Regions from separate parts of the Homo sapiens genome. Here region 2 is linked to region 1. The links are chromatin contacts, found by Hi-C or POLR2A ChIA-PET in ENCODE. All regions are on one chromosome and are shown on one strand. The core of a region is the stretch at or near the end of the contact, and the rest is flanking DNA. Distances in the headings are between cores, read along the strand shown.

The links. A loop is a pair of places that touch in the nucleus more often than their neighbours do. ChIA-PET counts read pairs that join two places held with the same protein, here RNA polymerase II (POLR2A). Pooled maps may share reads with other maps.
Region 2: a loop to region 1 is called in a map of IMR-90, with 4 times the contacts of the local background. The contact joins two enhancer-like sites. A Hi-C loop is called at or near these places in 1 of 168 maps with a recorded cell type or tissue (IMR-90) and 2 of 50 pooled maps. POLR2A ChIA-PET finds 5 or more read pairs at or near these places in 6 of 52 experiments (A549, AG04449, AG04450 and 3 more).

What each region holds. Positions count from the first base shown.
Region 1 is chr17:2,416,633-2,422,335 of GRCh38, reverse strand. It overlaps METTL16 (methyltransferase 16, RNA N6-adenosine), which reads left to right. Exons shown (of 10, transcript NM_024086.4): 9 at 1,432-1,605; 10 at 1,740-5,703. The coding sequence ends at 2,366. Among named protein-coding and RNA genes, the nearest start is that of MNT, 18 kb to the right of the region's middle. Within about 2 kb of position 3,560, at least 8 of the 41 ENCODE cell types and tissues checked have a DNase peak (open chromatin) inside an H3K27ac peak, as active enhancers do.
Region 2 is chr17:2,456,604-2,462,306 of GRCh38, reverse strand. All of the region lies in intron 6 of METTL16 (methyltransferase 16, RNA N6-adenosine), which reads left to right. Among named protein-coding and RNA genes, the nearest start is that of METTL16, 52 kb to the left of the region's middle. Within about 2 kb of position 2,891, at least 7 of the 41 ENCODE cell types and tissues checked have a DNase peak (open chromatin) inside an H3K27ac peak, as active enhancers do.

The sequences.
Region 1 (5,703 bases), core at 2,311-4,810:
AAAACGGAGTTTCACTCTTGTTGCCCAGGCCCAGACTGGAGTGCAGTGGCACAATCTCGGCTCACTGCAACCTTTGGCTCACTGCAACCTTTGGCTCCTGGGTTCAAGCAATTCTTCTGCCTCAGCCTCCCGAGTAGCTGGGATTATAGGTGCGTGCCCCCATGCCCAGCTAATTTTTGTATTTTTGGTAGAGACGGGGTTTCACCATGTGGGCCAGGATGGTCTTGAACTCCTGACCTCAAGTGATCTGCCTGCTTCGGCCTCCCAGAGTGCTAGGATTACAAGCATGAGCCACCGCGCCCGGCAGGTGCCATTGGTTTTTAAAGTGGAACTTGAGTCCCTCTAGTGGGTAGGGTATAATTCACCTTCCCAGCTTGAGATAGAATGGAAGATGCCAGTCGTGATTTTCTTGGAACCAGCTTTGAAATCCAGTCTTCTCATCAGCGCCGGTGTCACCCTCCCCAGCTAAAAGGCAGTGCTTAGCTCGCCGCCGGCTTGGTCCCGACATCAGCCACGATTCAGGAGTCCTCCTCCTCTGCCCACGTGATCTTAGTGGCCCTGATCCTTCCTCGCATGTCATCTCATGGCTGTGGTTCACCGGCTGCTTTATCTCAAGCCTCAGCCAATATAAACTCAAACTACAAGTTGATGATGTTTCTGCCCTGCAGTTCTTTCCAGCCAAGAACACAGTGCCCCCAGGGTCCTCGAGTTGTCATGAAATAAATAATTGTGCAGGTCTGCTTTGGGTACCACAGGTACACGAAGGACGTTTAGCAGTTGGAGGAGTTACATCTGATAGCCAGAACAAAGGCAGTGCGGTGCGGCTGGAAAGAACGTGGGTTCGGCGTTCAGTCCTAACTGCAGTTACTGTGTGACCTTGAGCTGTGTGACATAGCCTTTCTGTATCTTCGTTTTCCTGGAGATGCCTAAACTATCTTGTGGGGTTCTTATTTTTTTAATTAAAAATTTTTTTTTTCTTAAGAGACAGGGTCTCACCCCGTTTCCTGGGCTAGATTGCGGTGGCGCAATCAGAGCTCCCTGCAGCCTGGAAGTCTTGGGCTCAAATGATCCTCCCTCCTCTGCTTTCAGAGTAGCCGGGACCACAGGCATACACCATTGTGGCTGACTAGTTTTAAACGTTTTTTTAGAGATGGAGGTCTTACTATGTTGCTGGGGCTGATCTCAAACTCCTGGGCTCAAGTGATGCTCCTGCCATGGCCCCCCAAAGTGCTGGGATTATAGGCGTGAATGACTGCACCTTGCAGGGTTGTTTTAAGTGCTGGACATAACACACACAAAACCCTTTGTGTTTTCAGTGCTCTATGATTGGTAGCAGAAGTTGTGGAAATTTTCTCTGAGTTCATTACAATGCATGAGGTTTAATTATTCGGATAACTTTCTTCTCTTTTCTATGCTTCCTTTTTCTTGCAGTCACCACCAAGTAAGCGAAGAAAATTAGAGAAACCGAGAAAACCCATAACATTCGTGGTGCTGGCGTCCGTGATGAAGGAATTATCCCTCAAAGCATCACCTCTGCGCTCGGAGACGGCGGAAGGCATAGTCGTTGTCACGACATGGATTGAAAAAATTCTCACTGATTTGAAGGTACCTGCTTAACCATATTGACGAAGTACTCATAATGATCCTTCTCTTTTTTCTTTTTTCTTTTTTTTTTTATTGAGAGTTTGGAGAGAGGGGAAACGTGATTTCCCACAAAATTCTGTTTTTCCTCCAAACAGGTCCAGCATAAACGAGTTCCCTGTGGAAAAGAGGAAGTCAGCCTTTTCCTAACGGCCATAGAAAACTCCTGGATTCATTTAAGGAGAAAGAAAAGAGAGCGTGTGAGACAGCTGAGAGAAGTTCCCCGAGCTCCTGAGGACGTCATTCAGGCCTTGGAAGAGAAAAAGCCCACCCCCAAAGAGTCTGGCAATAGCCAAGAACTGGCCAGGGGCCCCCAGGAGAGGACCCCCTGTGGGCCTGCTCTGCGGGAAGGCGAGGCTGCCGCTGTGGAGGGCCCGTGCCCGAGCCAGGAGTCCCTGTCCCAGGAGGAAAACCCGGAACCCACGGAGGATGAAAGGAGTGAGGAAAAGGGAGGGGTGGAGGTTTTGGAAAGTTGTCAAGGCTCTAGCAACGGAGCCCAGGACCAAGAGGCTTCTGAGCAGTTCGGCAGCCCAGTGGCTGAAAGGGGGAAACGTCTCCCAGGAGTGGCCGGACAGTACCTGTTTAAGTGTTTGATAAACGTTAAGAAGGAGGTGGACGATGCCTTAGTGGAGATGCACTGGGTTGAGGGCCAGAACAGGGATCTGATGAACCAGCTTTGCACCTACATACGTAACCAAATTTTCAGGCTTGTTGCAGTTAACTAGAAACCTCCTGCACAGTTGGAAACGTGTTGATAGTAACTTGCTTTGGAGTGGCCTGTGGGGTGGCAAGAGGAATCCTACCAGCGGCCCATTAGTAGCACGATGTGGAATTATCTTCGAAAACAAAAACCTATGAATCTGTCCCCCACCTCCCCCCGCCTCCTTCCCGCTTTTTGAGTTACAGGGAGTCGTAGTGTGGTCATTTACAAGGAGGAATTGTGGTCATCAGTAACAACAGAAAGCCCTCAGTAAACTCCCGAGGGATTGCAAGCTGGCTCAAGCTGGCCCCTCAGCTCTGGACTGCCTCTGCAAGGTCAGAAGGGTTGTTTGTGGAGTCTGGGCTGGGCAGCACTGCCTAGAATATCATGCTGTCTCTGTCACCCAAGGGTGTTTCTTGAGGAGGGGTGGCTCTCTCTGCCTCCAGCTGGAGGCCCTGGTACCCTGTTCTAGGTCACTCTTCAAGATGGGGCCTACCTTGCATCAATCCCACAAAGGGAGCTGTATGGTGGGTGGTGGGGAATCTGGGAGAGAAACCTTAGTAATGCTGGGAAGGAGCAGCAGAGTCTGGGGACCACCCGGTAAATGGCACATTCCTGACACCTGGCTGTTTTGATGTTGCTTATTTCAGAAGCAGAATTAGGTAAGCAAAACTCCCCGGTGTGACTGAGGCACACAGAAGGCACCCATACCCCCACCTCCAGCCTGTTGACAGTACCATTTTGTAGCAGTTTTACTACTGTGTGATTTTTGTTTGGACATCTGAAGTAGAGCTTGTTTTGTTTTTAAATAAGAATATTCACAAATTAAAAACCAGCGGTCCTATTTGAATCCTGGGGTTAGCTGAGTGAGCGGCTGATGATAGAAATGAGAAATAGAACAAAATAGTATGTGCCGTAGGTAGCTTAAGAAAGTCTCAGATATTTTGTTGCTGATCAAATACTGTTTTTTTGTGGCTTCACTTGTAATCCCCCCTGTACTTACCTACTCACATTGGAGAGTTCTGAGGCCGGAGTAACTGTGTCCTTGAAACACGTTTCTAATTGGAATGCCAGGGTTCAGTAGCCGTCCCCCCGGAAAGGGGTGACCTTTTGCTGTGCTTGATGTTGCATCAGCAGCCTAGGGTTCTGTTTAGACTAAAATCTTGGCCAGAGCTCCTTGCCATCTGCTAAGAAGACTGGGGCTGAGTAGTTAAGCCAGCCTTCTGAGAGGTGGCTGTTGGTCAGGACGGGAAGCTGGTGACCTTGGCATGTCTTGGCAGCAGCTAGATCAGGCCCTCGGCAGAGACACAGGAAGCGGAACTGCTGTGCCTTAACTTGGCTGTGGAGCTGGAGCTGGAGAAGGCAGCATACTGACCAGTGGCTTTTTGATTGATTGTTTGTTATGAGGTGGAGTTTTACTCTTGTTGTCTAGGCTGGAGTGCCGTGGTGCGATCTTAGCTCACTGCAACCCCCGCCTCCCGGGTTCAAGCGATTCTCCTGCCTCAGCCTCCCAAGTAGCTGGGATTACAGGCACGCGCCACCACGCCTGGCTAATTTTGTGTTTTTGGTAGAGATGGGATTTCACCATGTTGGCCAGGCTAATCTCGAACTCATGATCTCGGGTGATCCGCCCACCTTGGCCTCCCAAAGTGCTGGGATTACAGCCGTGAGCCACTACTCCCAGCCTCTGACCAGTGTTCTTAACCTGGTCCGTGGACCTCCAGAGAGTCCATGTACCTCCTAGAGTTACTTCTAAAAGCTCTGTGAGCATGTGTGTGTGTGTGTGTGTGTGTGTGTATTTTTTTTCCTGGAGAGAGGGTTCCCAGAACCCTCAGACACAGACAAAGGGGTCAATAACCCACTAAGGATTAAGAATCATTATTCTAGTCCAAGCATTCATGTGTCAGGCTGCAAAAAACAATACCCAGGGTCACACAGAGCCAAGACTCAATTCAGGACCGTGGATTCCCCTGGTCTAGAAATTTTCTGCTGTGCCAGCCCACACCACCCCACTGTCCTTACCTCGAGTGAATATTACATTTGAGTCATTTGCTGGGCCCAAACCTAGTTTCCTTGGTATAATTTTAGGATAATTGTTTAAGTGGCAACTATTCATTCAGTAAGTAGTAAGTACTTATTGTTTGCTTGTTTCATTATGAAAGAGTGGCACATGCTCATTAAAGATTTGGAAAAATGAAAGTCAAAACAACAAAATCACCCCGAGTCCCAACCTTCTGTAACATAACCACTCTTGGCATTGGCGTGTTCCTTTCTAGTCTCTCTGTAGACGGGGTGTGTGAGTGTGTGGGTTTAACTTTGGTTGTCCTCATGCTGCGTATTCAGTTTTGTATTCTGGTCCTTTGTTCATTTAACATCTTACAAGTATTTGTCCATGTTGTAACAGTAGTGTATTAGCTTACACTCCTTGCCTGTTCAAAATGTCTTTCAGGCACAGCACTGGCCTTTAAGCCTGTGTCGTAGGGATTTCCAGAGAATGCTCTGTGTATTGAAGCACAGAAGGTGTTTCTGTGTCTCAGTGTGTTTCTGTCCCTAGGTTTAAGGCTTCATGTCATGGAGGAGATTTTATAGATGTCAAGCTAATGACCTTAGAGTTTTAAAAAATCCGTGACCGTGGCCAGGCGCAGTGGCTCACGCCTGTAATCCCAGCACTGTGAGGCTGAGATGGGCGCATCGCATGAGGTCGGGAGTTTGAGACCAGCCTGGCCAACATGGCGAAACCCCGTCTCTACTCAAAATACAAAAATTAGCCGGGCATGATAGCACGTGCCTGTAATCCCAGCTACTCGGGAGGCTGAGGCAGGAGACTCGCTTGAACCTGGGAGGTGGAGGTTGCAGTGAGCCGAGAATGCCACTGCACTACAGCCTGGGCGACAAAGTGGGACTGTCTCAAAAAAAAAAAAAAAAAAAAAAAAAAAGGAACCCATGAGCAGGCCAGCTTTCAGTCTGGAGCCGAGTGCCTTCTGTGCATTTGGATGTTTCCATTTCCTTCCCTGAGAAGATTTTCTTAGGCTACCTAGTGAGAGAACATTGAAAATATTTTTAAAGGACATCTAAGCATTGTTTTGGTCATGCATATGCTTTATAATTGTGTGTTGTTTCATAGCATATACCTCTGGTACAGGTGGGCAAGTTTTTCTTTGAAGAAATGGGTTATTGACTCATATGTCATAACCTTGAGTGTTACTCTCCCGGTGTCCAGAGGTCACATTCATGTTGCGGGGTTGGTATGAAATTAAATCTTGGTGATGTGACCCTACATTCTCTTCTGGTCCCTAGAATCGGCTTCTGGTCTCCTGATAACTGAAGTGGAGACAGAAGTTGAGCCTGTTGCCCAGGCAAAC
Region 2 (5,703 bases), core at 1,642-4,141, 41 kb before region 1:
CATCATTCTGCTGTCTGTCTCTATGAACTTGACTACTCTAGGCACTTCATACAAATGGAATCATACAGTATTTGTCCTTTTATGACTGGCTTTTTTCACTTTTCGTCATGTTTTCAAGGTTCTTCCATGATGCAGCATATTTCAGAATTTTCTTCCTTTTTAAGGCTGATATGCCACATTTCGTTTATCCGTTCATCTATTGATGGAAGATACTTAGGTTGCTTGTACCCTTTGGCTATTGTGAATAATGCTGTGTGAATGTGGGTATATAAATATCTCCTGGAGACCCTGCTTTCATTTCTTTGGATGTAGACCTAGAAGTGGAATTCCTGGATAGGGAAGATTTTTTTCCTATACGGTATTGTCCTCTTTTCTGTCTATGTAGTATAGATGATTATAGGAAACAAAATCACTTAAAGACATGAGAAGGCTGGGCACGGTGGCTCACACCTGTAATCCCAGCACTCTGGGAGACCAAAGCGGGTGGATCACCTGAGGTCAGGAGTTGGAGACCAGCCTCACCAACATGGTGAAACCCCGTCTCTAGTAAAAAATACAAAAAATTAGCTGGGTGTGGTGGCAGGCGCCTGTAATCCCAGCTACTCGGGAGGCTGAGGCAGGAGAACTGCTTGAACCTGGGAGGCAGAGGTTGCAGTGAACCAAGATTGTGCCACTGCACTCCAGCCTGGGTGACAGAGTGAGACTCCATCTGAAAAAAAAAAAAAAAAAAGACAGGAGAACATCCTCAGAAATGAAAACATCCTCAGAAACAGGGTCTTTGCAGGCTACAGGAGCTACTACTACCTTTTCAATCTTTGTATATTCTTATTCTATAAATCTTTCCTATCTCCCAAAGGTGGAAAGCTGCTTATTTTATTAAAGACCAATTCCAAAATCATCAAATATCCTGTTTTTGTTTGTTTGTTTGTTTTTTGTTTTTTTGAGACAGAGTCTCACTCTGTCACCCAGGCTGGAGTGCATGCACTAGGGTGATGTTGGCTCACTGCAGCCTCTGTCTGCTTCCCAGTTTCAAACAATTCTCATGCCTCAACTTCCTGAGTAGTTGGGACTACAGGCACGCGCCACCACGCCTGGCTAAGTTTTTGTATTTTTTTTAGTAGTGTTGGGGTTTCACCATGTTGGCCAGGCTGGTCTCGAAGTCTTGACCTCAGGTGATTCTCCTGTCTCAGCCTCCCAACGTGTTAGGATTACAGGTGCGAGCCACCGCACCCAGTCTAGATTGACTTATTTAGACACATTAGACTATCTTGAAGAAGAAATAGACTAAAATTATACTGAGCATTGAGAAAAGTCTGAGAAAGTAAAATAAACTTAAAGAAGGTAACAGCACTGAAATTCACAGAAAAGAGTTAACCAAGTCATGTGACCATTTCATGATGACTTTTTTTTTTTTTTTTTTTGAGACTGAGTTTCCCTCTTACTGCCTAGGCTGGAGTGCAATGGCGTGATCTTGGCTCACTGCAACCTCTGCCTCCCAGGTTCAAGTGATTCTCCTGCCTCAGCCTCCCGAGTAGCTGGGATTACAGGCATGTGCCACCACACCAAGCTAATTTTGTATTTTTAGTAGAGATGGGGTTTCTCCGTGTTGGTCAGGCTGGTCTTGAACTCCCGACCTCAGGTGATCCACCCGCCTTGGCCTCCCAAAGTGCTGGGATTACAGGCGTGAGCCACCGCGCCCAACCCTCATTATGGCTTTTGAGGGAACTAGAGCCAGCCAGGAAAATGGGGAACTGTAGGTGGCTCTACTAGGCTACAATAATAATGGGGTTGTTTTTAGGAGGCTTTTAAACAGTAAATTTCTGTTATTTCCAAAGTACCATTTGAACTACAAAAATATGTTTGAATAGAACACCATTCTAAGGGGTAGAAATGGACTCAGTATGTTCCTAGTCTGCTTATACTTGGCTCTGTGGCAGCCTGCAAATTGAATGAAGGGTGTAAATTTGCTAGGAAGGATAAAATGCAAGAGCCCATCCCAGCTCTGGAGAGCTGGCCATTTTGTGCTTGGTCTCATATATGGGAAACACTGCCCTTTAGGATTTATTTAAAACAGGGTGCAACTTTCTTCTCTGTGAGGACTCAAGCAGTTTGAGAGTTTAGATGAAAGAAAGGAAGAAATGAAGTGATTTTTACTGAGAAGAAACTAGAACAGTGTTTTGTGAAAGGGTGTTGCTTGCAAGTATTGTTTTCACTCACATCCTACCATGATGACTTACATTTGTACAACTACCAGTTCGTGTCCCCATGCATGTATATATACACATATATACACATACGTTTTCTGAGATGGAGTTTTTGCTCTTGTTGCCCAGGCTGGAGTGCAATGGTGTGATCTCAGCTCACTGCAACCCCCGCTTCCTGGATTCAAGCGATTATCCTGCCTCCGCCTCGAGAGTAGCTGGGATTACAGGCATGTGCCACCATGCCTGGCTAATTTTGTATTTTTAGTAGAGACAGGATTTCTCCATGTTGGTCAGGCTGGTCTCGAACTCCTGACCTCAGGTGATCCGCCTGCCTCGGCCTCCCAAAGTGCTGGGATGAAAGGCATGAGCCACTGCGCCCGGCCCCCATGCATATTTTTATAGTTGACATCATAATGTTTATACAACCGTGTGACTCACATTTCAGAATGCTCTGAAAATTGTGTATTTTGAAGCTCTAAAAAATAAGAGATTATAAACAAGTGCCTTAACCCTACCATCTGTTTCTTATCCCTGTAGAATGTTTTTCTCCTTGTCCCTGAAGAAATACAGGAACTAAGCAGAATTTGCAGCATTATGGGGTGAAATAAGTTAAATGTGTTGGACTGACCTCAGGATGGCGCTTGTGATGCCTCGCCTCCCCTGGGAGGTTCATGTCTCACCTCTGTCATGCTCAGCAGCAGTTAACAGTTTTGTTTTGTATCTTAAGGAATTTTGCAGCTGGAAAGACCTTGAGAGGTAAAGTTATCCAACCTCTTGGTTTACAGACTGGAAATTAGAACTCAGATATCCTCATTCTAGTCCAGTGGTCTTTCCACCACCCCTTGCAGCCTCTGCAGCTCTAAGCTGCAGTTGGACTCTGTGAAGAGCCTTTCTGTCGTTGATGAGGATTTACAAGTGCTTGTCACCCTTACTTTGGCTTTTTGTGCCTGTGGCTTGAGCTTACTTAATAGCTTTTTTTTCTCAAGTGACTCACCCAGTCCGGGCACAATGGCTCACACCTGTAATCCCAACACTTTGGGAGGCTGAGTTGGTGGATCACTTGAGCCCAGGAGTTCAAGACCAGCCTGGGCCACATGGCGACACCCCTTCCCTACAAATAATACAAAAATTAGCTGGATGTGGTGGCACATGCCTTTAGTCCCAGCTACTCGGGAGGCTGAGGTAGGAGGATCGCTTGAGCCCAGGAGGTCGAGGCTACAGTAAGCCGAGATTGTACCACTGCACTCCAGCTTGAGTGACAGAGTGAGACCCTATCTCAAAAAAGAAAAAAAAAAAAGGGACTCACCCATCTAACCTTCTAGATAAATTACCAGACTTTATCAAACTCCTCATGGCCTGAATTGTGTGTGAGTGTGTGTGTATGTGTGTGTGTGTCAGAGTCTTGCTCTGTCACCCAGGCTGCAGTGAGGTGGAGTGATCTTGTCTCACTGCAACCTCTGCCTCCCAAGTTCAAGTGATTCTCCCACGTCAGCCTCCCTAGTTGCTGGGATTTCAAATGTGTACCCCCACACTCAGCTGATTTTTGTATTTTTATTAGAGTCAGGGTTTCACCATGTTGCCCAGGCTGGTCTGGAACTCTTGAGCTCAAATGATCTGCCCCCCTTGGCCTCACAAAGTGCTGGGATTACAGGTGTGAGTCACCACACCCTGGCCCTGAATTTTTTTTTTTTTTAATTTATTCTCCACACCATAATTTTGTATGTTTTGGATTCTCTCTTGTCATTGGTTACCAGTTCTATAACTGATGCCCTTTATGGCAATGATTTTAGGCTTTTCTTAGGAACCAGAGATCTGTATTCTACAAAGCACCAGCGTGTCCCCTGCCAGATGATGGATACTGCTTGGATTTGGATATAATCCACCTATTTTGGGATGGGTAATAAATTTAATAATCTGGGCCTAGGCCAGGCACAGTGGCCCATACCTATAATCCTAGCACTTTGGGAGGCTGAGGTAGGACGATCAGTTGAGCTCAGGAGATTGAGACCAGCCTGGGCAACATAGCAAGACCCCATCTCTACAAAAAATTTAAAAATTAGCTGGGTATGGTTGCACGTGCCTGTGGTCCCAGCTACCCAGTAGGCCAAGGTGGAAGAATTGCTTGAGCCTGGGAGGTTGAGGCTGCCATGAGCTGTGTTTATGCCGCTGCACTCCAGCCTGGGTGACAGAGCAAGAGCCCGTCTCAAAAATTGGTAATAATCTGGGCCTTTTGAATGTGATTCTTTGGTTTGAAATTTTGATTTATCATTGGTAAAATGGAATGATAGTAGCTATCTCATAAAGTGGTTATAGAATTAAATGAATACATATTTGACATAATAATAATAGTGGATATTAAATAGGGTGATTTTTAACTCTTTTTTTTTTTTTTGAGACAGAGTCTCGCTCTGTCATCCAGGCTGGAGTGCAGTGGCGTGATTTTAGCTCACCGCAACCTCCGCCGTCTCCTAGGTTTAAGCAATTCTCCTGCCTCAGTCTCCCAAGTAGCTGGGATTAAAGGCACGCGCCACCATGCCTGGCTAATTTTTGTATTTTTAGTAGAAATGGGGTTTCAGCGTGTTGGCCAGGCTGGTCTCAAAACTCCTGACCTCAGGTTATCCGCCTGCCTCGGCCTCCTAAAGTGCTGGGATTACAGGCGTGAGCCACTGTGCCCGGCCGATTTTTAACTCTTGACTATTCTAGGAGGTTGCAGCATGTAGTATAAATGTTAGATAATGACTTTTTTTTTTTTTTTTTTTTTTTTTGAGACGGAGTCTCGCTCTGTCGTCCATGTTGGAGTGCAGTGGCGCGATCTCGGCTCACTGCAACCTCCGCCTCCCAGGTTCACGCCATTCTCCTGCCTCAGCCTCCCTAGTAGCTTGGACTACAGGCGCCCGTCACCACGCCCAGCTAATTTTTTTTTTTGTATTTTTAGTAGAGACGGGGTTTCACTGTGTTAGCCGGGATGATCTCGATCTCATGACCTCGTGATCCACCCGCCTTGGCCTCCCAAAGTGCTGGGATTACAGGCGTGAGCCACCACGCCCAGCTGACATTATTATTTTTATAATTTTGTTATCTCTTAAACAATATAACCACACTTACAGGAAATTAGAAAATGGAGAAAGCTGCTTTGGCATTTAAAAAAAAAAAAAAGGCCGGGTGCATGCGCCTGTAATCCCAGCTACATGGCAGGCTGAGGCAGGAGAATCACTTACCTGGGAGACAGAAGGTTGCAGTGAGCTGAGATTGAGACAGTGTACTCCAGCCTGGGCAACAGAGTGAAACTATGTCTTAAAAATAAATAAATAAATACAAAATAAGTAGCTTGACAGTCCGGGTGTGGTAACTCATGCCTGTAATCTCAGCACTTTGCAAACCTGAGGCTGGAGGATGGCTTCAGGCCAGGAGTTCAAGACCAGCCTGGGCAACATAGCAAGACTCTGTGTCTACAAAAAATCAGCCTGGTGTGTGGTGGCATGTTCCTATAGTCCCAGCT